5 separate regions of the Homo sapiens genome follow, and all the other regions are linked to region 3. A link is a loop called in an ENCODE intact Hi-C map of the cell type or tissue named here. Cell type or tissue: PC-3. All regions are shown on one strand. Region 1 has its middle 43 kb from the start of LINC00520. Region 2 has its middle 89 kb from the start of LINC00520. Region 3 has its middle 6.4 kb from the start of LINC00520. Region 4 has its middle 64 kb from the start of LINC00520. Region 5 has its middle 56 kb from the start of LINC00520.

Region 1 (5,000 bases), 50 kb after region 3:
ATCAGCTCTATTTTACAGATGACGAGACTGAGGCACAAAGAGGCTAAGTCACCATGTTCACAGTGCCGGTAGAACCAGATTTCAAACTCACATCTGTCTATCTCCAAAGCCCATATTCGTAGCCTCCATCATACACTATCTCAAAGAGCTTGCGATTTACTGGCAGCCACAAAAAAACACGTCAGAAAACTCAAGCATATGCACAATCCTTTTTTCTGAGTCTTGGTAATCTCTCAGGAGCTGGGGAGTCAGAATTATCTCAGACTATTCTGGAAGGAAACAGAGAAAACAGCTTTGCCTGATTTAAAAAGAAAAAAAAATACGGAGGTAACACCATCTAATGCTGATCACATAAAAAGTCCCTGCTACTCTCAAGCATGGGTGGACAAACTATAGCCTGGGGGCCCAAATCCCATCCACTGCCTCTTTTTGTAAAGTCGTATTAGAACATAGCCATATCCAATATTTACATATGGTCCATAACTACTTTTCCTCTATGTGGCAGAGCTGAGTAGCTGAGGCAGAGATAGTAGGGGCCCCTGGTGCCTAAAATGAAGTTCACCAATCCCCTACTCTAAGCCAATGGCTATCAAACTTAAGCATGCATCAGAATCACCCAGAAGGAGTGTAGAACACACATTCCCGGGCCCCACTCTCAGAGTTTCTGATTCAGTAGGTCTGGAATGGGGTCCAACAATTTGTATGTCTAATAAGTTTCCAGGTATGGTAGGCAGCTCTAAAATAAGCCTCTTGCATAAGGCACGCAATCATCCGCACTCCTACATCAGCCTTCCCTGATGCAGACTGAACTTACTTACTTCTAACGCATAGAATATGGCAGAAGTAATGGAATGTCAGTTCTAAGCATATGTTCTCCAAAGACTGTAGCTTCCATCTCATGTGCTTTCTCACCCTCTCTGAACGCTTGCCCTGTGGGAAGCCATGCTATAAGACAGACATATGTAGAGGCTCATGCCATGAGAAACTGAGGCCCAACAACAACCACATGCATGAACTTGGAAGTGGATCTCCTCCCCAAACTGAGTCAAGCCTTCAGATGAGATCTCCACCCCTGCCGATAGCTTGACAGCAACCTCATGAGACATCTTGAGCCTGAGGCTCCCAGCTAAGCCATGCCCAGATTCCTGAGCCACAGAAACTGTGAGAGAAGAAATGTTTGTTGTTTAAGTCACTAAGTTTTAGAGTAACTTGTTAAGCAAGAATACGTAACACACACCAGTTGATGCTGAGGCTGCTGGTCCAAGGACCACACTTTGAAAACCTTGGCTGTAATGGAACAGCTGCTTCTTCAGTCTTCTGACTTGATGGGGCAGGGAAATACTGAGTTTTAATACTTCTGAGTTCCACAGTGTTAGTGGAACATCCTTCTAGACTCTGTCCACCAGGTCAATGGCAGAAATAAGTTGGATACCTTGTCCCCAGTCACCACAGAGCCCTCTTCTCTGCAGGTTGAATGATGGAGGTAAGGGTCCTCGCACAGCCTCCACTGCCCATAGCTGCAGGAGTGTCCAGAGATCAGAGCTCTCAATTATAAGGAAAGACATGGGCAATAGCTGCTTGAGAGCACAGCAAAGTCAGGGCCCAGAAAGCCTGGGCGGTGGAAAAAGTTTATTCCTCTGGAAGCCCTCATTATCACTTCCTTACTCCATCCTGGTAAGTAGCCTCTGGGGCCTGTCTTATGTGTCATTTATTCTCTGGATTTAGTTACCAGTGAATCCACAGGGAGGTGCCAGCCAGTTCTTAGGTGCATTCCACAAGGGCAGAGATTTTGGCCTGTTCTGTTCAATGATACCTACAAGTACCTAGACCTGAGAATGGCATATAGAAGGTGCTTAGTGAATAATTATTGAATTTAAGTATGATTTATTTATTTATGTATTTTTCACCCCGGCTGGAGTGCAGTGGCAAACTCTCAGCTTATTGCAACCTCTGCCTCACAGGCTTAAACCATTCTCCCACTTCAGCCTCCCTAGTAGCTGGGACCACAGGCACACACCACTACGCCTGGCTAGTTTTTGTATTTTTTGTAGAGATGGGGTTTGCCATGTTGCCCAGGCTGGTCTCAAACTCCCCGGTTCAAGTAATTCACCCACCTCAGCCTCCCAAAGGGCTGGGATTACAGGTGTGAGCCGCGCCCAACCAAATTTAAGCCAAATTTAAGAATTTGAGAGACAGCCCCAATTAGCTTAGCCAAGCCTCGTGCACTGTGGAGGGGGGGGCTGGCACAAGTGTGCCACCCTTGGGCCACACTACCACCAGGGTGTTCAAGGAAGAGGCCACCTCTTATCCTCTGCAAGGAGACAGGTACACAAAGATTCTGTGGGTCATCTCTGTAAAGCTTTAATTCAGAGGCCTCAGACATGGACTGTCTGGGTTCAAGAGATACCAAGGAGCTGGAAACACCAGTGGGGTTCTTTGGTGACTGGGGCCAAAGTGTCTGGTGCCAGGAAGCAGAATATACAAACTGGTATGCTTTTGTGCATATAGCAACTAGCCTGAGGCCTCATTGTACCAGCTTCAGAGAGAAATAAATCATGTTTGTTTAACAAACGCAGTGAAAGAATGCCCTGGCACAATGCCTGACACCCAGTAAGCACTTAATAAATGTTTATCGAATGAATGAAAGAGATCTTAAGCACAGCAATACATTTCTTGGCTGCAAGTGGGGGAAAGGTAAAAATCAGACTTGTGAAACCATATGCCCTCCCCTCCTCCCCATAACCCCCACCCACAGAACAGCAGAAAGGAAAGTAAAGAATCATATCTTTGGAGCAAGAGGAAGAAGCCATCTCTGCTTTGCAGCTTGGGTCAAAGCACGTCACCTCTCTGGGCTGCAGCTGTTTCATTTGTAAAAGGGAAAGTCTAGGCTTGGTGATCTCCAGGTCTCCTTCCAGCACTGAGGTCCTGTGGCTCTGTGCTTCCCCAAGGCACTGTCCCTCAAACCTAATTACATGGTTTGCCTGTAAAAGGAGCGCCTTGATCAGGGCAGAAACAATGAGGAGCAGCCATTGTCATTCAAATCCTGGAACTGAGCTTTCTCTCAAGGTACGTTTAGAACATTCCCTCTTGGAACCCAGCCGCCATGCTCTGCTGTGAAAACATCAGACACCACACTCCCCCCTGGAAGTCCTTGGACAATAGCTGTGACCACCAGTTACGACAAGAATGCTATCAAAGGGGGTTTGGCATGGACAAGTTGTGCCCTGCTTGACTTATGGGGTCCTTCTAAATATGAACGATTCTAGTTTTTCATCAACCTATATAAAGTAAAAATTATGGTATTTACGAAAACACTGAATTTATGGTATTTATGAAACTACTGGCTTGGGTGAGGAGCCCAGTTGCTCCTTTTATGAAAGGAGCAGATACTCCTCTCCAGAGCTGATGATTTAGGAGCACTGAGAAGAGGGTGCAGAGGAAAAGGTTCTGGTGAAAAGATGCCCGCCTTTTTGAGTTTTAATTTTTTATGCTCACAATGTGGGAAAACCACTCTCCAAGGGCAGTGGTAATGGGGAAAGAGCAGCAAGCTTAGTACTATGTGGAATTCCTCCATGACCTCTAGCTGCTGGGGGTGGGAGCAGCTGGTATTTAAGAAACCTGAGTTTTCCACATGAGGGGCAGAAAAAGGTGCAGAGAGAGCAGGCTTTTTTTGTGTCCCCTTCTTGTTTCTTTCCAATTGTGCAGACAGTAGAAAATGCCCTTCTGAAAAGAGCAAGAGGAAGATGTGGAAAAAGAAGTTTTTTAACTTCTTTCCAAAAAAAAAGTATTAAATTATGTTTTTGTGAAAAAGAAAAACACTTATTTTCAATGTCTGTAGTATTTGTGGCCAACATCAAGAACGTTGGTGAAAAGAGAGCAAACAAATCAAAATCCATGCCAAGGAACTGCAGGGATATTAAAAGATGTCACATTCTTCAAGATAGTTTTAGGAACAATTTATTGCAGGACTCCTCAGAGCCCTTAAGGTACAAGTGGGTATTGTGACTTTTATCCTCTGGAGTGTAGCATTTTCAGAAGACACTTTGGGAAACACACTTAGGAGTGACAACACACTTTTCTTATTAGAATCCAAATCATGGCTGGGCGCAAGGCTTACGCCTGTAATCCCAGCGCTTTGGGAGGCCGAGGGAGGTGGATCACTTGAGGTCAGGAGTTTGAGATCAGCCTGGCCAATATGGTGAAACCCCATCTCTACTAAAAATACAAAAATTAGTAGGGCGTGTGGCAGGTGCCTGTAATCCCAGCTACTTAGGAGGCTGAAGCAAGAGAATTGCTTGAACCTGGGAAGCAGAGGTTGCAGTGAGCCAAGATCACGCCATTGCACTCCGGCCTGGGCATCACATTGCAGCGAGACACTGTCTCAAAAAAAAAAAAAAAGAAGAAGAAAAAGAAAATCATGCAAATGAAAAAGAATTATCCTCTGTAGTTTCAGAAGGCAAAACAAGATCAACACATGTTTAAAAATTATTCCTTTGGGAAACAAATCAATATGCCAAAGGGACATCTGCACGCCCATGTTCACTGCAGCACTATTCACAACAGCCAAGGTGTGGAAACAAACCTAAGAGTCTCTCCACAGATGAATGGATTATTCAGTGTGGTAGAGAGACACAGTAGAATACTATTTAGCTTTAAAAAAAAAAAACAGGGAATTCTGTCATTTACAACAATATGGATGAAACTAGAGGACATTATGTTAAGTGAAATAAGCCAGGCACAGAGAGACAAATCTTGCATTATCTCACTTAAATGTGGAATCGTAAGAAGTCAGACTCATAGAAGTAGAGAGGAGAATGGTGGTTGCCAGAGGCTGGGGTGGGAGGGGGGCTGAACAGGGAAAGGGGAGACATCAGTCAATGGGTACAAAGTTTCAGACAAGCAGAATAAGTACTGGTGATCTACTGCATGTCACGGTGACTACAGTTAATAATAATGTCTTGTATATTTCAAAATAGCTAGAAGAGAGGATTTCAAATGTT
Region 2 (5,000 bases), 96 kb after region 3:
TCCCTTCTCCCCTCCCCTTTTATTTAGTATAAATATAGATGGATAGGTTCTTTTTTAATGCAATGAGTTATTACTCATAACTGTTATTACTAATTTTGATTCTCAGGTTGTCCGAAATTTGTCCAGGGGAGCCCCTTGAAGCAAATCCTGTGTCATTTTGACACACCTTCAGTTTTAAACACCTTATGGTGGTATTTAAAATGAAAGAAAGAAATCAAGGTTGAAATGCTGAAGAAGGAAGAAGAGCCACAAAGGACAAGACAAGAGAAAGATAGTTCTGATGACAATGAAACTCTTTTTAACTAAAACAGAACTCTTGTCTTCAGCCAGAGCTCTCTGTTGTCCACCGCTGGGACTTAGATATATTCAGGAGCCACAGGGACAGGCCTGACAACAGGAAACATACATGGAAAGTCTCCTGGGAAGAACTCAAGATTTTTCACCTGATGGACTTTAAAGTATTAAGGCATGCCTGGCAAATAGTCTATTTTCAGAAGGGTGAAGGAAGGTAGGACTCATCCTAAGGAAAGAGACAGTTGGGCACAATGGATTGGTCCTTGGTTGTTAAAGGAGAATAGAAGTTATTAAAAATGAAAGTATGGGGGATACTACAGGAATCCACCTCCAGCCAGCCCTGTAGGTGAGAGAGAGGTAACTGAGAGGAATGGGAACTCTAGCTCATGGAGGTTCAAGCAACACTGCTTTGGAACCCTTCTAGCAGAAGGCAACACACCGGGGAGACAGCTGCACTTCCCCTTGGCAGCACAGCTTGTTATGGAATGAATGTTTGTGTCCCTAAAATTCATACACTGAAATCCTAATCCCCAATGTGATGGTATTAGGAGGTGGGGCCTTTGGGTGGTAAATAGGTCATGTGGGTGGAGCCATCACGAATGGGATTAATGCCCTTATAAAAGGGATCCAGAGAGTTGTCCCTCTCGTCCTCGCTCTCGCTCTTGCTCTCTTCCTCCCATGTGAAGACCCAAAGAGAAGTGAGCAGCCTGCAACCCAGGAGAGGGCCTGGCCTTGCCAGAACCTGGCCATGCTGCACCCTGACCTCAGACTTCTAGACCTCCGAGCTGCGAGAAATACACTTCTGTTGTTTATAAACCATCTAGTCTATGGTAATTAGTTATAGCAGCCCTAATGAGCTAAGACACAACCCCATACAGCTTTGGTTTCCAGGGAAGCCACAGCAGAATCTACTTTGGCTGGCAGATCACTTGCACCTGGTGGAACAGTGCAGACACTACCAGAGAGGGCTTCTTTATGAGAACCTTGGGACTGACCCACAGAAATACATGAAATGGAAAAGAAGATGAACTATTTAGATAACTCTACATGAACAGCCTAGGCCGATTAATTTAGGCTACAAAATAAATAGTCCTTTGCCTGGGAAGTAGACATGGAAGTTATAATGATCCCTGAAACAAAGGCTCAGTGGGGTCCTCCTGTGTCTCAAGGCCAACTAGCTAGTAAGTAGTACTCACAGGACCTGAACTCCTAGTCCAACATCCTCTCCACCTAGCAGAAAGGAAATGAAGGCAGATGTGGAATTCCAGAAGGATGGAAAGAGAAGTCAACATCGCCACAGTAAGAAAAGTGTGGATGAGAATGATGTAGGAAGAGTCAGAATGGTCTGCATACGAGAGCCAAGAAGGTCACCTCAGGAACCCCAAGACTGAGGAAGAGATTCCATGGAAGCCAAAGGTACCCCAGGGCAGCACCGTTAAGGGACAGGAGAGATCAGGAACATGCCCTACTGGCTCTGCCTCAGATGACCAACAAACACGGTCCATAGTCAAATGGAATGGGGAGAATAAAGGAAAAACTGCACCTCAACGAAAGCAGAAATGATCACAGGCAGAATCACAGTGGGGAAAGAAGGCAAGAAGCAGGAACAATGAAACAAAAGTCGATGTCAGGCCTTTGTTGGGCAATACCCACTATTCATAAGTATTTGTGATAGACGAAGATGCCCTCAGGGAAACACTTCAACAAAAGCACAAGATCAAACCTTGACGGGAATGGCTGCCAGTCCCTAATACAAACCTTTGCTTATTTATTTTAAATCTCTGAGCATCACTTACAGGAAAAATAAACTTTCCTTCCAAAACTAAGTTTGCTTATATGCATTGTCTATTGCCTCCCCCTAGTGATTGGATATGTGAAATGCCATAAGAATCTATTGGCAGAGCTGGAGAAATTAAGTGACCGCGATGATGGTGATGACAATGACGATGATGATGATGATGATGCCTTTTTATACTTGAACAGTACTGCATGCTCCTCAAAGTGCTTTCACACAGGTAATTTCATGTATCTGGATAACTACTTTGTAAAATAGACAATATGGATTCCACTTCCAAATCATCTCACACTGACATTGCTTTGGAGCCTATTAATCAAAATCCGAGACAGAAAACTACCTAGGGATTTGGAGTCAGACCTACATTTGTAGCCTGGTGCCACCATGCACCCCTTTGTGATTTCGAGCCAGTGGCTTAAACCATGAGCCTCCATTTCCATATGTGTAAAAGGGGTTGAGACTGTATATATCATAGAGATACAATAACCACTATATGAATCATTCAGTACTGGCTTGAGCACTGTGCCTGGTGTGAGGTAAGACCTTTTAAAATGTCATGGTGGTGGTTGTTGTTGCTGCTGCTGCTGCTGCTGCTTGTTAATGGCATCTTTTAGGAGTGGTCTTTCACTTCCTCAGGATCACATTTATGATTTCTGAGCCTGCTGGGAGACAATTCTTCCTTGTATCTAACTGAAAAACATGTACTTTACTTAAATCTACTTTCAACCAGATGCAGGAGCTTGTGCCTGTAATCCCAGTGCTTTGGGAGGCTGAGGCAGGAGGATCGCTTAAGGCCAGGAGTTCAAGTCTGCAGTGAACCATGATCACACCACTGCACTACAGCCTGGGTGACAGAGCAAGACCCTGTCTCAGAAAAAAAAAAAAAAAATCTACTTCTCTTTCTCAATTTTCCTTATTTTCCAGTTATTTTTCCCTCCTTGGCCTGGCTTATGACCTGTCTTAGGGTTCATTTCTAAAGCAGAAGAACCTTGGCCTGACAAGAAGTGCAAAATTGCAGGGTGTCCTTTCCAGATGCTCCTTCAGATGCTATAAAGTCTGCCTGTCCAGCCTAGGAACCCTGGGAGCTAAGTGCAATCAGAAGAGCACATTAGACCAGGCGTTGCTCAGAACAATTCTCTTCCTCAAAGACTTTATCCCTGGTGGTTAAAGAGGAACTAGTGGTCATAAGAAAGTGTGGAAAAATCAGATAGGGAGCTTTTTAAGACTCTAAATCTGGCTTATTATCAGTGAGCAAGCTTATGAAGCACACATGCACCTGAGTGCATGCGCACACACACACACACAGAGGTTCACAGCAATTATGGGCTTATGAGATCTGCCTGGGGATAGCGAAAAGTAATTCCTGAAGTCAGCTACCAAAAATAGCTCCAGCACCTGGGCTTAGCAGACGTCAGGATGAAAAGCAAACAGCTTATTCTTGAGCAAACACTTTTGACACAACCACAAGTCACCCAGGCAGCCCTCATCGCAGGTGCTGGCCTGTCTCCACTTCATGGAGGAGTCAAGAGTCTGCCACATCCCATTAGGCCTTATGAAATAATAAGTAGGAGAGAAAGTAAAATGGTATTCAGGAACTACAGAAACTTCTTTATCCTGATGCTTCCTTCCTACTGCTGAAGAAAACACCATCCTTGCCACCTCCAAGTGGCAGAAGTCTATAATTCTTTTTCCTGCATACTAGGAAGGTCTTTCTCAATAGTTATGCCCTGGGATGTGAGATACCAGCCCACACAATCAAGCCCGTGCATGCCTCTCTGCAATGAGCTTGGAGAACTCATACTCCAGTCCCTAAAGTGCACACAGCAGACTCCATCCAAGTGTCAGTTTCTTCAAAGCTTCCAGCCTTCCCTGTGAGCCCACACCAAGGGTGGACAAAACTGTAACAAACCAGGGACCTGCCATGCTGACCCCACCTCAGGAGCCAGGGACACTTGGGAACCAGAGGCCTAATTCACTGTGCTTAGCATCGTATTTGCACCACCATATTTGCACTCAACAATATCTGATTGAAGGATTCTATTCATGCACATTGAAAAAAATGATGTCTCCAAGTCTTAGGTGATGGTGGGTGAAATGTACAGGACCAAGAAGATACAGCTCTTGCGCTGGGAGATGAACATTCATTGAGTACTGTCTACGTGCCAGGCAGTGTAAGATGCTTGACCCACATTTATCCTATAGTCCTCACAATGATCTATGAGAAGGTGTTAGAATCCTTGCTGGACAGGTACAAAGATTGGGGCTGTAAAAGTTTAGGCCACTCGCTGATGGCTACACAGCTTGAGGAACAGAACAAGAATTTGGAACCAAAGGCTGTCTACTTAAAGGTGGTGTGATTACAATGCTGACATCCTAAGAAGCAGCAAATGTTACTGTGAGTGGGAACCTGAAAAGATGGCTCACCTGGCTGGGACAAGCTTAGCTAAGGCAGCATTTAATAGGCAAGCTGTGCACCTCCTCAGTCCAGTCTGGACACCCAAATCTTGACTGCAGTTGTCCGTTGAGGGCTACCTTATTCAAGAACTGAAGAGGGTTCTTTAACTTTATGAAGCCAGCACAAAGAACCAGATAAGAATGACCACATTCACTCTAGGGAATGAGGTTAAGAGCATAGAGGTTCTAGTGTCACATTACCTGGGTGACGCCTTGATTAAGCCACTTAGTAGCTGTATGATCTTGGGCAAGTCAATGAATCTCTCTGGGTCTCAGTTTTCTCATCTGTACAATGGGATAAAAATGGAATCTACTTCATTTAGTGGAAGGTTTAATGAGATGATATCCTGAAAGTACTTAGCACAGCAGCTGAAACATTGCAATTATTCAATTCATGGTCACCACTGTTATTACTATATTCCTATCATTACAGTTATCAATCATAATTATATACAAT
Region 3 (5,000 bases):
TCTCCCCCTTCCCTGCCAATACCACACAACTGAACCTGGCCCTACACTTGTTACAAGCAGCAGGGGCTGAAGGTCACTGATACTCTATAGACACGTGGCTCAGCCCTCCAGCTGGGCTGGGGACGAGTGACTGTTCTTCCTAGCTGTGTCACCTAAAAGTAGGGCAGACAAAGATGTCCGATAAGTCACATGATTCAACCTCAGCTATGACAGGAAGAGGAGGAAGGTCAGTTGGCTTTGGTTGTAACCATGGTCCAATATGGATTCAAACCCATGACATGGTTAATATGTCCTGCACCAGGCACACAAGGCCATTTTGCCTGAGGATTTGGCATTCACTAGGAGATGGTTTATGTAGCTACTCAAAGGGAATAAAGAGACTGATTTTCACAAGGAAAAGAGACCCTGTGCTCCTCTAGAGCAGAGACTATCTCTTGATCATACCTTCCCTCTGCCCACAGTCCCCAACAGAGTGGGCACTGCCAGCTACTCGTCTTCCCAAACCAGCCAGTTGCTTTTAGCCCCCCATCAGGATCATGTGGATGTTCTTAAACGCTGATCCACACTCACCACCTGGTGTGTCAATGACCAGGTGGGGGTCATCTCACGGCCACTGACACTGAGCTCTCCCTCTTTATTACCACCCAGGCAGGTGCTGGGCTTAGTAATGATGCAGTCTCTCTGGGTCAGTCTGGTATCTCCATCAAGTTGTGGATCTTACTTTGTCCACATTGTGATGCCTCCTGCCCTGGAAAAGGTAAATCCCGGCTGGGCAAACATCCATCTACCTAACAAGAGAGAGAGGAGAAGACTGCAGACCTCAAGAAGTTCTTGGCAGCTTGGCCCTGCAGAAGACATAGAGGTTTGTCAGGTCTTAGTTTAGGTTCCTCCATAAACCAACCCTGAGACCAGGATTTAGGTGCAAGTGTTTCTGTGGAGGTGACCAGAATGCACAATGACTGAGCTGGAAGTTGAGATAGGGAAGGGAAGCGAGCCAATTAAGGAGTATAAATGAGAAACTTGCAATTGCAGACAGCCAGGACTCAGTCCTACTGGGACCCTCTTAGGGACTGTGCAGCACACATCTCAGAATTGATCACTGTGTCCCTTATTGGCTGAGCGAGGCTCCTGGAGTATTGATTCCCCAGCACTTCAAGTCTGTTCCCAGGAAGCACAGCCAGAGAATATTCTCATCCAGGGAGCCGAGGAAGCCATTGTGCCTGTACAGGAGCTGTCTATGAATGATGTCCACCATAGACTAAGGGGACTTGGGCCGGGCGCCAACAACTCCTGCTACATCTAATGACAGATAGTGAGCTTGTTAGAACAGTGCCCCATGGGTAGAGGTGTTTTAGAATATCTCAGATTTTTGTTAACTTCCTAGAAACCCTCTCGAAAAATCCTTAAATAGACACAGTTACATAAATGAGCCTCTTCATGATTTCTTTGAAAGAATGATTCATGTGCATGAAACAAAGCCTTCCCCACTTGTGGCTTGGGTTTTGCCCTTCCTGGAATCTTAATCCAGGGCCTCCAAAGCTTTGAGTAGGAAGTTCAGACACTGGGAGGAGGTCAGATCTCACCATTTTTCCATGGAGACCAGGCAGGAAAAGAGACAGAGTAGTCTGTTTTGCAGTGCTTTGAAGTTCAGATGAAAAGCCCAGCAGGGAGGCACACACACCCTTCCCCAAAGTATGGGTGTGCAGTGGGGAGCTCAGGAACTGGTGGAATAAACTGGATTCTACTGAGAAAATATAATCTCTCCCCCCAGGTGCCCTTCCACCACCCATCTAGACACGCCTACTTTCAAAAGCCCTGGGCAGAACAGGCTTACTTTGAACAACAGAACCATATCAGGGAAAATTTCCTGGAATTCAGACATGGAAAAACTCACCCAACTACCATGTGATACCTTGATCCATGAAGCTCCCACTCCCCGCAGGCACTGTTAACCCCTATAGGGCCTTTCAATAATATCCTCATTCAACTAAATGTCACATTGGTCTTTGCCAACAAAGAGGAATTTTCCACATGCTTTGCTGCCTCTGTTACATTCTTGAAAACGGCAGGTGATTCTGCATGGAAGGTTCCAAGAAGGAAGAAACGTCTCCTTATTCCCAGGCTACAGCCCACATTGAAGGTCCACCATTGAACAAAAAGATGGGAGTAGGTCAAGAAGTTTTCTGCAACTACAGCTTTAGAATAAAAATTGCTGATAAACAGTTCACCCAGGTGATGGTGAGAGGGTCACAAGGTAGACAACAAGGAAGTCAGAGTCCTGTGTTCCTGTTGACTCTTACTGATTTTGTGGCCTTGGATGAATCATTTGACCTATCAAGACTTGTAAATTGATGAGTCACTTAGGAATAGTAAATACAGTCAGCTTTTAGAACACTGCCCTCTACCTAGAACAGAACCTCAGCAACTACAACTGTGCCATAGCCCCTAGAAGAGTCCCTTGCATGCAATATAGGCACTCAATATTTGGTGACTGAATGAATGAGTGAATGTGGTAAACATGTCTACTGCTCTGACTCCTGCACCCAGGGCAGACATTACTAATCAACTGTGACTGTTTTTCATGCAAAAAGTAGATGCAGTGTCAGAATTCTGCTTAGCATAACTCTCCAGACAGGCACAACCAATCTATTAGAGATCACATGTGAAATGTTATCTATTTGCCGTTCCTGAATGAGCTCTAGTATTTTTCCACATTAAACTTTCCTAGTAAGGGAAATACTAAAAGATAGATGGATTGTCACTCAGAGAAAATAAACACAATTGAATATTTCGATCTTGTTTGTCTGCATAAGAATCGATATTTTTTCATCCTGACTAGTGCAGAAAATGCATTTGTTCAGTGAAGACTCCATAATATCAGGCTACTTGGAGTTCTTGCAGCCAAACCCACATTCCTAGAGCCCTGTGGGAGCCATTCAATTTCTCACCCCAATCATGTAGAAGAAAATTGGCTCCAAGGCATATCCCCATCCTGGCAATTAGACACCTCTGGTCAGTGTTAACTCTAGGAGGGTCTAATGTCTGGGATCTGGTTTGTCATCTGAGGGCCATACTCCCTACCAAGTTCACATTGGTGAAATATCAAGGACAACAATAAAAGGAAAAAGAAGCTACAGAGAGGCAATAGAGAGTGAGATAGGAAGAGGGGATTTTCAACACAGAAATCTTCAATGTTTTTAGCCCTCACTGGCTGAGCTGCCTGGAAATAGTTGGTAGCATTAATCCATTGTCTTTTGTGGAAGGCTGTGTAACAGCTTGATGGGTTCATCTTGCTTCTGATTAGACAGAGTGAATTTATCAAGACAGGGGAATTGCTAAAGAGAAAGAGTTTAATTCATACAGAGCTGGCTGAACAGAAGATTGCAGTTTTATTCAGCCTCCATGAAAATTTAGAGGCTAGGATTTTTAAAAGATAGTTTGGCAGGCAGGGGCCTAGGGAATGGGGAATACTGATTGGTCAGGTCAGGGATGGAATCACAGGGAGTCAAAGCTGTCCTCTTGCACTGAGTTTGTTCCCAGGTGGGGACCATGAGATGAGCCAGTTTACTGGTCTGGGTGGCACCAGCTGATCCATCAGAATACAGAGTCTGAAAAATATCTCAAACACCAATCTTTATGATAGTGATGCCATCTATAGGAGCAACTGGGGTGATTAGTGATCTTGTGGCCTGTAGCTACAAGACTCCTGAACCATAATCTCTAATCTTGTCACTAATTGTTGGTTTTACAAAGGCAACCTGGTCTCCAAGTGATATGGTTAGGCTTCGAGTCCCCACCCAAATCTCATCTTGTATTGTAATCCCCAGGTGTTGAGGGAGAGACCTGGTGGGAGGTAATTGGATCATGGGGGTGGTTTCCTCTTTGCTGTTCTCATGACAGGGAGTTCTCACAAGATCTCATGGTTTTATAAATTGCAGTTTCCCCTGGGCTTTTCACTCTCCCACCTGCCGCCATGTAAGACATGCCTGCTTTCCCCTTTTGCCATGATTGTAAGTTTCCTGAGGCCTCTCCAGCCATGCAGAACTGTGAGTCAATTAAACTGCTTTCCTTTATAAATTACCCAGTCTCAGGTAGTATCTTTATAGCATTGTGAAAACAGACTAATACACCAAGCAAGGAGAGAGTTTGTTTGGGGAGAGGCTGTTATCATCTTTGTTTCAAAGTTAAACTATAAACTAAATTCCTTTCAAAGTTAGCTTGGCCTACCCCGGGAATAAACAAAGGCAGCTTGGAGTTTAAAGGCAAGATGGAGTCAGTTAGGTCAGGTCTCTTTCACTGTCTTAATTTTCTCACTGTTACAATTTTTGCAAAGGAGGTTTCATCTGAATGACTATCTTGGGCACAAATATTAAAGCCCACCAAATGGCTTTTGGAACATCATCAAAAGAAAAGTATGAAGTTGCCAATCTTCACATTTGAACAGAGCTGTGAATATCTTGGGGATAGCTGATGACTCATGCTCCTCTGCACAGTGCTCACCTAAGCAAGCTATAACCACCCGATGGGTTCTTCCTGCCTGCTGCACAAACAAAATCAACTTACCAAGACCATGGCATTGCAGTAAAGAAAGAGTTCAATTGACATGAGGAGACAGTTATTACTCAAATCAATCTCCCCAAGTGCTCATAGGTTAGGGTTTTTTTCAAAGATAATTTGGTGTGCAAGGGGCTAGGGTAGGGGGCATGCTGATTGGCTGGGTCAGAGAGGAAATCATAAGAACTGAAGCTGTCCTATTGTGGCTGAGTCAGTTCCTGGGTGGGGGCCACAGGACTGGTTGGCAGGTCCAGGTGGGGCCGTCCCATTGTTAGAAATGCAAAAACCTGAAAAGACATCTCAAAAGGCCAGTCCTAGGTTCTACAATAGTGATGTTATCTGCAAGAGTAATTGGGGAAGTTGCAAATCTTATGAGCTGCAGGATAATGGCTGGTAATTCTAGCCCTTTTCATCCCCCTAACTTGGTGGCCCTTTCATTAGTTTTA
Region 4 (5,000 bases), 71 kb after region 3:
TGTCACTTTAATACATAAATCAAAATTTGTAATATCTTTTATCACAAAACAAGCACAAGTAAAGAGTAGCAGTTATTAGCTTATCAAGATGGCTGACACCTCCCAGCTCATACAGATGGTGTTGCACCCTCTGCTTCAACAGGCTCAGTGACTGGGAGACCTCCCTCCAACTCAAAGCACCTATTCTGGGAGGTGCTTAACATCCTTGAGCCTCAATTTCATCATCTATGAAAAAGAGCTAATAATGCCTACCTTACAGAAATGTTATGAAATTTCATTAAAATAATATAAATAACAGTGCTTGACCCAAAGTAGGTACTCAACAAATATTTCCATACGGAAGCACAATCTGATGTCTGTGTCTTATTACTGATGTCACAATCTCATTAAAAATGTCTTATTTATCTTGAACTAAAGATATGTTCTAATTCTGCCCTGTTGACTATGTAGAATGGGTCTAATTCTTCTTCCAAGAAGCTCTCAAATACATGAGGGTGATGTGTCATGCCCTCTTCACCAAACTTTCTCTTCTCTAACCAAATGCCCCCAAGTTCCTCCAACTAAACAAGAATTTCTTGTCTCAAAAGTAACTAGAAGCTCTTGGGCTCTAGTGGCTCCCAAGACGGAGCTCAGCACCAATAACACACCCTTTGCCCCTGGGGATCCCAAACTTGATCTTGTGGATATGGGTAAAGTTCATGATCAGCCAAATGCTTTCTTCATTATACAAAATTCAGGGGAGTGTCTCCATATCCTCTCCCCATTCCCAACACTGATGGCAAACCCTGTTTTGTTTCAAGGAGCCTGTTTTAGGATGAATATGCTCTTCACCATTGAAATCCAGTTCTGAACCTTTGAAGTGACATTTATTGTGGTTTTAGGAAAGGTTCACTGGAGGTGAGAAGTGACAGCTCTGGGTGATAAATCAAATGCAGCTCAGTTTTAATTTAAGGGAAAACCATCATCAAGTCAGCATGGCTCAGGCATCAGCCAGCCCTGGCTGGCAGCTTGTGATTTCTTATGTAAATGGTAAAGAGAACATTGAACGGTGACAATTTCTTCAGCTGCTAGGATGAGCCGTCAGCTTCTGTTCTCTGCTTAAACTTGACATCTTAAACTTCTGGTTAGAGGAGAGTCATGTTAACAAAAACGTTTCAGGACTAATCATAATCATAAAGCCTTTCTTAGAAACAACGGTACTTATACAGCATGTTACACAACACACCTGGTCTGTTTTGCTTCTTCAAAGCAGAATAGTCTAGCTTGGGATAGTCTAGCACTGCCTGTCCAACACAGTAGCCAGTAGCCACATGTGGCCACTAAGTGTTTGAGATCTCGCTAGTTTACATTAAGCTGTGCTAAAATAGAAGTATAAAATATGACACAGAATTTCAAAGATTTCATACAAAAAATGTAAAATATCTTACTCATAATCTTTTATGTTGATTTTATGTTGAAATGATAATATTTTGGATATAATAGATTAACTACTTATTAAAAAGTAATTTCACCTGTTTCTTACTGATGTCACAGTCTCATTAAACATTTTTCCATTGTGGCTGATAGAAAACTTTAAATTACACATGTGGCTCACATTTGTGGCTACCATTATGTTTCTAGTGGACAATGCTGGTCTGAAAGGCAAGGCAGGGAGCTGGAAATCCCATGTTTCTCTAGCTCATCCTCTCGGTGCAGACTCAGAAACAAAGGAGCTTACCATCAGAAGCTATCACGGGTTTTACTGTTTCTTTGTTGGTTAGACTAGAGCAGTGGTCCTCAAACTTCAGTGAACATAAGTGCTATGGACTGAATTGTGTCCTGCCCTGCCCCCCTCAAATTCACATATTGATGCTCTAAATTCCCCCATGTGATTGTTTCGGAGATAAGGCCTTTAAGGAGGGGATTAAAGTTAAATGAATCATAAGGGTGGGGCCCTGATCCAATAGAACTTGTGTCCTTATAAGAAGAGGAAGAGGCCAGGAGCCGTGGCTCAGGTCTATAATCCCAACTCTTTGGGAGGTCAAGGAAGGCAGATCACTTGAGGTCAGGAGTTTGAAACCAGCCTGGCCAACATGGTGAAACTCTGTCTCCACAAAAAATACAAAAATTAGCCAAGCGTGGTGGCATGTGCCTGTAATCCCAACTACTCCAGAGGCTGAGGCATGAGAATCGCCTGAACCTGGGAAGCAGAGGTTGCAGTGAGCTGAGATTGCACCACTGAACTCCAGTCTGGGTAGAGCTTCTCTCCCCAATATATGAGGACACAGCGAGAAGGTGGCCATCTGCCAGCCAGAGGAGAGCCCCCACCAGGAACTGAGCCTTGCAGGAACCTTGATCTTGGACTTTCAGCTTCCAGAACTGAAAAAATAGATGTCTGTTGTTTATGCCACCCAGTCTGTGGTACTTTGTTATGGCAGCCTGAGCAGACTAAGACCATAAGCATCACCTGGTGAATTTGTCAAACACACAAATTCCCAGACCCTCTTCCTGAGAAATACTGATTTTATTGATGTGGGATAGGCCTGGGAATTCACTTTTCTTTAGCAAGCATTGTAGGTACATATATGTGGACCATACTTTGAGATACCCTGGACTACAAGAAACATAATTATCTGGACTCCTTTGGCACTGTTGCCGGCCTGAATTGGACCCCCAATTCTGCCACTCCAGCAGTAGTAGCCAAATTAGTTTGATCATGGGCGCCCCCTTTTGGTAAAGCATTTTTGAGCATGCAACTCACCACACAGCTATACTTAACTGATAAATTACATATGCCCAACTGTAAATCATATACTAAATATTAGTAAAGATTTTTTACATAAAAATAAATACAGAAAAGGAGTTATGCTGTTTTCTTTCTGGGTCCCAGTGGGCCATCTTTAACCTGTGGAAGTCTCTCACTGAACACAAATTACACAGCTTCATATTTCCTTGCCTTTGCATGAGTTCCCATCTGCAATCTGTGCAGTGAGAAAATGCCTATTTATGCCTCAGGATTCAGCTCATAAATCCCTGTGCAGCTCTTTATTCCCCCTCCGTCTCCCACAGGTGGAGTTATTCCTTCTGCCCCTCTGTGCAGCACCTCTGTACTAATGTCACCTCTACTGACTTATCACATTGAATTGTAAGTATTTGTTTAACGTTTCCATTCCTTAAGGACTGTGCTTTATGTATCTCTGTTTCACCTGGGCCTTACACACAGTTCCTGGTACATAATGTTTTGTGTTTCTTTGGTTGGTTTGGTTGGGTTTTGTTTTTTTTCTTTTTTCTTTTCTGTTTGTAACAGGAACAAACCAATGAATGTAAGTGCAATTAACCGATACTTGAAGCAAGCCACCGCCCTTCTATGCACAAGCAAAATCACCCCAGTGCATGTGAAAAATAACCCACATTAAAGGGTGCAGTGCAAAAAGCTATCTAAAGACATACTGGGTTTTAAGTTTGAGTTTACAAAAACATGTATAATTCACACAAGAGCTGAGGATGAAAGCAAACAGCTTAAGCAGCCAACAGCATAAGGAGCAGAGAAGAAGGATTTTTTTTTAACTGATCTTTTTTAATTGTTTAATTGTCTTAAGATCAGGATCCCCTGGCAAAGTCACAATGGATGGTTTGTGAGAGGTCTCAGTACATCTTTGTGAGGCAGGACAAAGATGGATGGGGAACAAGAAAGCTTTTAAGGGCATTACAATTTATTATCTATATCCAGGTCTGCACTGCACAAAATGAAGGAATCATCTGGTCCAAACTCAAAAAATTGTGGCTAAGAGTATCACCTTTTGGAAACACAGACCTGGCTTAGGGTGTATAATAGCAGTGTCCTTCCTCTGCAAGGTCTAAACAGCCTCATTACTTAGGAAATTGTCTTCCCTGTTCCTTCACATATCTCTTACTATCTCAGTCTGTGCTTCTCCTGTGGATTATAAAGGGCTGCCCAGGCTGGAAGAATTTACTGGCACCCTCTCACATGTGCTAGGGTGCAGGCTGATGAAACAAATGCTTTGTCACTTCCCTGTTTACACAAAAGCTTTTTCTCTCAGCAGGAACTTGAAAGAAACTAAGGTGAACATAATCAGTTTATCTTCTTAGACCCACTTAAAAGGATTGACCCTGTGATATACTGGAAAGCAAAATACAAGTCTGTTTATAAATGGCTTTTTAAGGTGATTAACAAGTAACATTAGCAGGTAGAAAGATTTCCATACTGTTTCCCCAAGAGTAGGGTTGCCAAATGTTGCAAATAAAAATATGGAATGCCAGTTAAATTTGAACAGCAGATAGATAATGAATAATTTTGGGGTATAAATATGTCCAAATATTGCGTGCACCCTAAATTTTATCAGGCAACACTACCTCAAAGGGAAAAGGCTGTACATAACCCTTGTGGGGAGAATGTCTTCCCATTGGCTGAAAGGTATATATTAATAAAAACATAGGCCCGAAAGTTGAGATATCTGAGTTCTCTTCTAGATTAGTTTTTCATTAATTCATCAATTCTTCATCCCTAACAGTCTAGTGCCATGTACTAGGTTAATTCCTTAATAATAAAAAAAAAAAAGTTGCTGGAGAGAAACATGGTCCCTGACTTCTTTCAGCTTATAATCCAATGGTGTGACCCTTAGCCTGCCTGTGCCCCATTTTGCCAGCTGTAGAATGAAGCGGTTGATCACCTTGGGTTTATGTTTTGCAGAGTGTATTCTATACTAATAGATATTCCATCAAAGAAGGTTTTTGTGACAAAAAATATAATAAACATTGAGTTAAAAAGTTAATAGCATTTTACTGTAAGTCTTGTCAACATTTTAATGAGCTAATCATCATCATGACCCCTAGATGGTGACTTACTGCAGAACCATCCCTTCGAGGAGCCACTCTGGGGACTAGTGTTCTATGGAACACACTTTGGGAAATGCTGCCCTAAGCCAAGAACTAAAATTCTTTGTAAGTCTGTACTTGCCTTCTTTCCCTTCTCTGCCTAAAATGTTCTTCATCCTTAAAGA
Region 5 (5,000 bases), 62 kb after region 3:
TCACTTCCTATATTTGACAAGCACTGCAATCCAAGGGAAGAGAATGAACTAGGGAAATAATTGGGTGAGGTTTTAACTTCTGTGCTAATTTACAGGGCTACTTCGGCTCCATGTGAATACACCCATGACTACGAATTTCTGCTCAATAAAGTGGTGAGGGGGTAGGTTTAACTGCGGGCTCAGGCCAGATGTCCACAGGAACCCGTTGCCCCTGGTTAAACACTGTGTTGGGTCAGTAGCCCCAAGACCTACAGGCCTACACAAGAGCATTCTTCTCAAGGATATTTATCACTCCCTAACTCAACATAACCAAAGCATTGTTCTAACTCCGGGGGCCTGCATCTGCAGTGGGCCATTTAAAAAAAAAATAAAAGGATAAGTGAGTGACAGAATGAACAGAACCTCTCCTCTTCGTGTCACCTTCAGCTGACCCCTGTGACCCAGGCTTACTAAGTGTGACCCAGGCTTACTTTGCCCCACCTACACACTCCCTATTCACACACACACACACACACACACACACACACAAATAGTAGGACAAATGGAGACATACCCCTAGCCAGGAATGTGTTTCCTGTGTTGCCCTGGCACTCACTGCTGGCCCCTCAGGTCAGCTTTGCTAGAAGTACCTGGAAAATCCCTCTGAGCCCTGCTGTGGCCTAGGGCCTCAAAAGTGTGCAGAAACTGGTTCTTTCCAGGTGCAGAAAACAGAAGAGGCTCCACAGGGAGTCAAGAGAGACAACCCCACATCAGCCACATGGAGATCCCAAAAGAGCGCCTGGAGACCCAGCTCGGAGCCAGAGGGAATGAGACCAGGAGGGAAGGATGTGGCTACGGGAAGGACGGCCTGAAAGGAGAAGGGCATTAATAAGCACTTATTAGGCACCTCACAATAAGAGCTTCCTTGAAACATTACCTCCTTCACCTATCACTACAGCTTGGGAGGGAGCAATTATTATTCCCAGTTTCATCAACAAGTAACCTCAGAGAAGTTTGGCCAGCTGGGACTATAGCCAGGGGTGCCCGATCGCAAAGCCCAGGCTCTTTGTCACACCAGGGACTCTCAGCGGGACAGCTGCACAGATGGGTCACCTGAGCGGCTTCAGAAAAAATATAGATGCGGTCGGGTGCGATGGCTCACGCCTGTAATCCCAACACTTTGGGAGCCCAAGGCAGGCGGATCACTTGAGGTCAGGAGTTTGAGACCAGCCTGGCCAACATGGTGAAACCCTGTCCCTACCAAAAAATACAAAAATTAGCGGGACGTGGTGGTGCACACCTGTAGTCTCAACTACTCAGGAGGCTGAGGCAGGACAATCATTTAAACCCAGGAGGTGGAGGTTGCAGTGAGCTGAGATGCAGTCCAACCTGGGCGACAGAGTGAGATTCAGTCAAAAAAAAAAAAAAAAAGAAAGGAAGAGAAAGAAAGAAGGAGAGAAAGAGAGAGAAGGAAGGAAGGAGGGAGGGAGGGAAGGAAGGAGGGAGGGAGGGAGGGAGGGAAGGAAGGAAGGAAGGAAGGAAGGAAGGAAGGAAGGAAGGAAGGAAGGAAAAGAAAAAAGAAAGAGGGAGAGATGCTCAGGTGCTAGCTGCTACCAATTAAACCGAAGTCCTGAAAAGCCTCCCAGGTGATTTCAGTGGACATACAGTGTCTAGAACTGCTGCCATCCCCAAGGAATAGAGGAGGGAGCTGTGGACAGAGGACGATGCAGTGTGCTGGGCATTGTCCGTGTGCAGTGAACCACCTCCTGGGCCTTGCTGTGCTGCAGGAGCCCTCCTCCTTCCCCCAGGCCTCCCACCCCAACAAGTGGGCACTAAGACAGAGCAGGCAGTTTTAATGTGTGCTAAATACAGTGCTTGGGAAGATAAATCCACACACCCTCCATGCCATATGATATATATCGCACAGAAACGGCCTGCAATTATGTACTTCCTGGTATCATCCGCACACGGTCTCCCTTTACTCCTGTAGACCAGTGGTTCTCAGACACAGACAATTTTGTCCCCTGCCCCCATCTCCCAGGGCACACTGGGCAAGACAGAGAGGCATCTTTGCTTCTCACCACTTGGAGCGTGGAGGGAGGTGCCACTAGATCTCGTAGGTAGAGGCTGGGGATGCTGCTTAACCTCCCACAGTGCACAGGACAGCCCCTGCCACAAAGAGTTCTCTAGCCCCAAATGTCCACAGTGCCGAGGTCGAGACACCCTGCTGTAAGGAAGAAACAGTGACCTCTAGGTAGGCACAAATCCTGGACCGTAACCCACCTCCAGGTCAGAAGCCTGTCCCTGACCAGGCAAGTTTCAGAGAACTGCAGAATCTTAGATCAGGAAAAGACTGCTGAGACAACCAGCCCAGCTGAGACCTCATTCAGGGCAGCCCAACTGCCCTGAATTAACTGAAAATGGTATTCCTTACTGCAAATTTGTATTCACTGACTTAACAAATATTTATTAAGTCCCAGTATGTTTAGGGCACAGTGCCTGATTTTCCTGCCAAAATAGTTACCCATCCTGGAGTAAATCCCTTTGTGTAAGTCCAATATAAGATCCAGGCGAGATAGGCTCTGAACCAAGCAAAATCCACCCCCAGCTGGGTTAGGGTGGTTTTATTGCTTTCTGGCTCATTGGGTAACTTGGCAACCTGGGATCGTGTCTGCAAAAATCCAGAGGAGGCTGATCCAAGATCAACTCCCCGGGGTCTGCACAGGGGCCCAAGGGCGGGTGCCCACATTCCTCCCTAGCTGCCCACAGCTGCCCTCTGTCCCCAGCCCAGCTCCAGCTCCCAGCTCCCTCCCACTTCAGGCTAGTTACCATTACCAGCAGCAAACTCCAGCCACCCAGCTTCATGGGGCCAGCCTCTCCCACCTCTCCTGCTGCCCAATTGTTATTGACAAAAATAAGCACTCTATTGTGACTTGCCACAGAAATAAAAATTGCTCAGGGGAAGGAATTGGGAACATTTTGTACTCCAGGGTCACAAAAGATTTAAAAGTCATTCTCCCTACTGGAGATCTCATTTACACTGGGCAGAAACAACAACAAAATAAAAACCTGTCAAATGGATTGTGCAACAAAGGAAAATGCTGCAGAGGCAAACCTAGTAGGAGCAGGAGGAAAGGGAAAGGAGGCAATACACAGCCTCCTTGTGGGAGGCCCCAGGGGCTGGGCACTGCGCGATGCTGGAGGAGGGAAGGGAAGGTGACCTCCCTCCTGCCCATCTCCCTAGGATGCCCCCAGTGGCTGAGACCACCCTTCTTCATACCAAGGAACACAACTCCCCATGCCTCTACCCACCGCATCAAAATGGGCAGACCCAAACCCAACCAGAGACAACTATCTGTGATATAAAGGGAGAGTAGACAAAGCCACCCACACAGCAGGGCCTGCGATCACAGGAGAAGCTGCCAATATTTCACCTGACTCTCTCCCATCTCTGCAGAATTCTATCTGAAAGTTATTTCCTCAGGAAAGCTCCTCTAATCCCCCAGATTCATTTATTCCCTCAACAAATATTTATTGAATGGATAACATTTACTGAATGGCCCCCAGGGGTTAGATGCCCTTAGTACAATCTCTCCTAGCTACCCCCTTCCCTCTTTGAACACTTAATAATGATGTTAATTAACTACTTACATAATTATTTCTTAGGGTCTTTAAGACCTCCTTTTCCCACCCACCCTTCTGGAATATTGAGCTACTTGACAACAAGAATCAAATTGGTCTTGTTAACTGCTGTATCCTCAGAGTCTAGCTTCTTTTGGCACCTATTGGTTGCCAACACATGCTGAATGAATGAGTGAACAAATGAATGAGCAAACTGCCAAGGCCAGCGCTGTTCAAATAGAAATGCTGACCACAAAGACAAGTCATACATGGAATTTTTAATTTTTTAGAAGCTACATTTTAAAAAGTAAAAAGAGTGAAATTAATTATAAGGATATAGTTTATTCATCTCAACATATCTAAAATATTATCATTTCAGCACTTAATCAATATGAAATAATTATAAAAGTGATCTTTTGCATTCTTTCTCTCATGCTGTCTTCAAAATCCAGTATGTATTTTACTCCTACCACACATCTCAATTTGTACTAGGCACATTTCAAGTGCTCAGTAGCCACATGGGGCCACCACATTGGACAGCCAAAGTCCAGGCTTAAACAGAGGCTTCCAGTGTGCTCATTTTCTGGTAAGGTAGGAGAAAAGTTATGCTCTGCTATGCCAACACACAGTATAGCCATTATGCTTATGGTCTATTGAGTCAGACTGCTTGGTTCAAATCCTGACTCTACTACTTACTCCTTGTGCCCTGGGAAAATTACCTAACCACCCTGTGCCTCAGGTTCCTCTTCCAGAAAATGGGAGTCATAACTGTAGCTACACTGTGGGAGACTGTATTAGGAGAAAATGAGTTAAGACCCATAAAGGCTGGGGGCGCTGGCTCACGCCTGTAATCCCAACACTTTGGGAGGCCGAGGCGGGCGGATCACAAGGTCAGGAGATCGAGACCATCCTGGCTAACACAGTGAAACCTTGTCTCTACTAAAAATACAAAAACAAAATTAGCCAGGGGTGGTAGCGGGCACCTGTAGTCCCAGCTACTCGGGAGGGTGAGGCAGGAGAATGGCATGAACCCGGGAGGCGGAGCTTGCAGTGAGCCGAGATCGCGCCACAGCACTCCAGCCTGGGTGAAAGGAGACTCCATCTCAAGAAAAAAAAAAAAACCATAAAGCCCTTACAACAATGCCTGCCACACAGTAACTACTCAATAATATTAGCCATTAATGTTTAATTATGTTTATATCTTATAAAGCTATTAGGCCCCACTTGCTGCCCCAAGAGATGGGAGGTAGCTCTAGTCACAATACATTCTGTTGGTAGGATGAAGGTAAAACCAGTATCCATTTTAGAGATGAATTCTGAACATATTCTTTCATGGGCACTGCAAGATATATTTTAGCAAAAAAGATTGGGTCAGGTACAGTGGCTTATGCCTATAATCC

Evidence for each region. Hi-C counts contacts between places; a loop is a spot of excess contacts. Peaks named below come from ENCODE experiments on the same cell type or tissue, not always from the same donor. Only the 100,000 strongest peaks of a DNase experiment are listed, where the experiment ranks them.
Region 1: a loop joins it to region 3, with 2.8 times the contacts of the local background. A loop is called at or near these places in 5 of 110 quality-filtered maps.
Region 2: a loop joins it to region 3, with 6 times the contacts of the local background. A loop is called at or near these places in 3 of 110 quality-filtered maps.
Region 4: it touches region 3 in a loop (3-fold over the local background); 2 of 110 quality-filtered maps call a loop at or near these places.
Region 5: a loop joins it to region 3, with 4 times the contacts of the local background. A loop is called at or near these places in 4 of 110 quality-filtered maps.

What each region holds. Positions count from the first base shown.
Region 1 is chr14:55,750,813-55,755,812 of GRCh38, reverse strand. No RefSeq gene overlaps it. Among named protein-coding and RNA genes, the nearest start is that of LINC00520, 43 kb to the left of the region's middle. RefSeq lists enhancers at 1,623-2,173, 2,174-2,725, 2,727-3,342. In PC-3, no CTCF peak of the experiment used is centred here; DNase peaks (open chromatin) are centred at 1,152 and 2,602; H3K4me3 peaks cover 617 bases; H3K27ac peaks cover 1,042 bases.
Region 2 is chr14:55,704,679-55,709,678 of GRCh38, reverse strand. No RefSeq gene overlaps it. Among named protein-coding and RNA genes, the nearest start is that of LINC00520, 89 kb to the left of the region's middle. In PC-3, a CTCF peak has its summit at 2,156 (motif pointing left); DNase peaks (open chromatin) are centred at 2,178 and 3,498.
Region 3 is chr14:55,800,599-55,805,598 of GRCh38, reverse strand. No RefSeq gene overlaps it. Among named protein-coding and RNA genes, the nearest start is that of LINC00520, 6.4 kb to the right of the region's middle. RefSeq lists an enhancer at 945-2,144. In PC-3, a CTCF peak has its summit at 2,403; a DNase peak (open chromatin) is centred at 2,348; H3K27ac peaks cover 1,466 bases.
Region 4 is chr14:55,729,790-55,734,789 of GRCh38, reverse strand. No RefSeq gene overlaps it. Among named protein-coding and RNA genes, the nearest start is that of LINC00520, 64 kb to the left of the region's middle. In PC-3, CTCF peaks have their summits at 2,481 and 2,698 (motif pointing left); a DNase peak (open chromatin) is centred at 2,709.
Region 5 is chr14:55,738,161-55,743,160 of GRCh38, reverse strand. No RefSeq gene overlaps it. Among named protein-coding and RNA genes, the nearest start is that of LINC00520, 56 kb to the left of the region's middle. In PC-3, no CTCF peak of the experiment used is centred here; no DNase peak of the experiment used is centred here.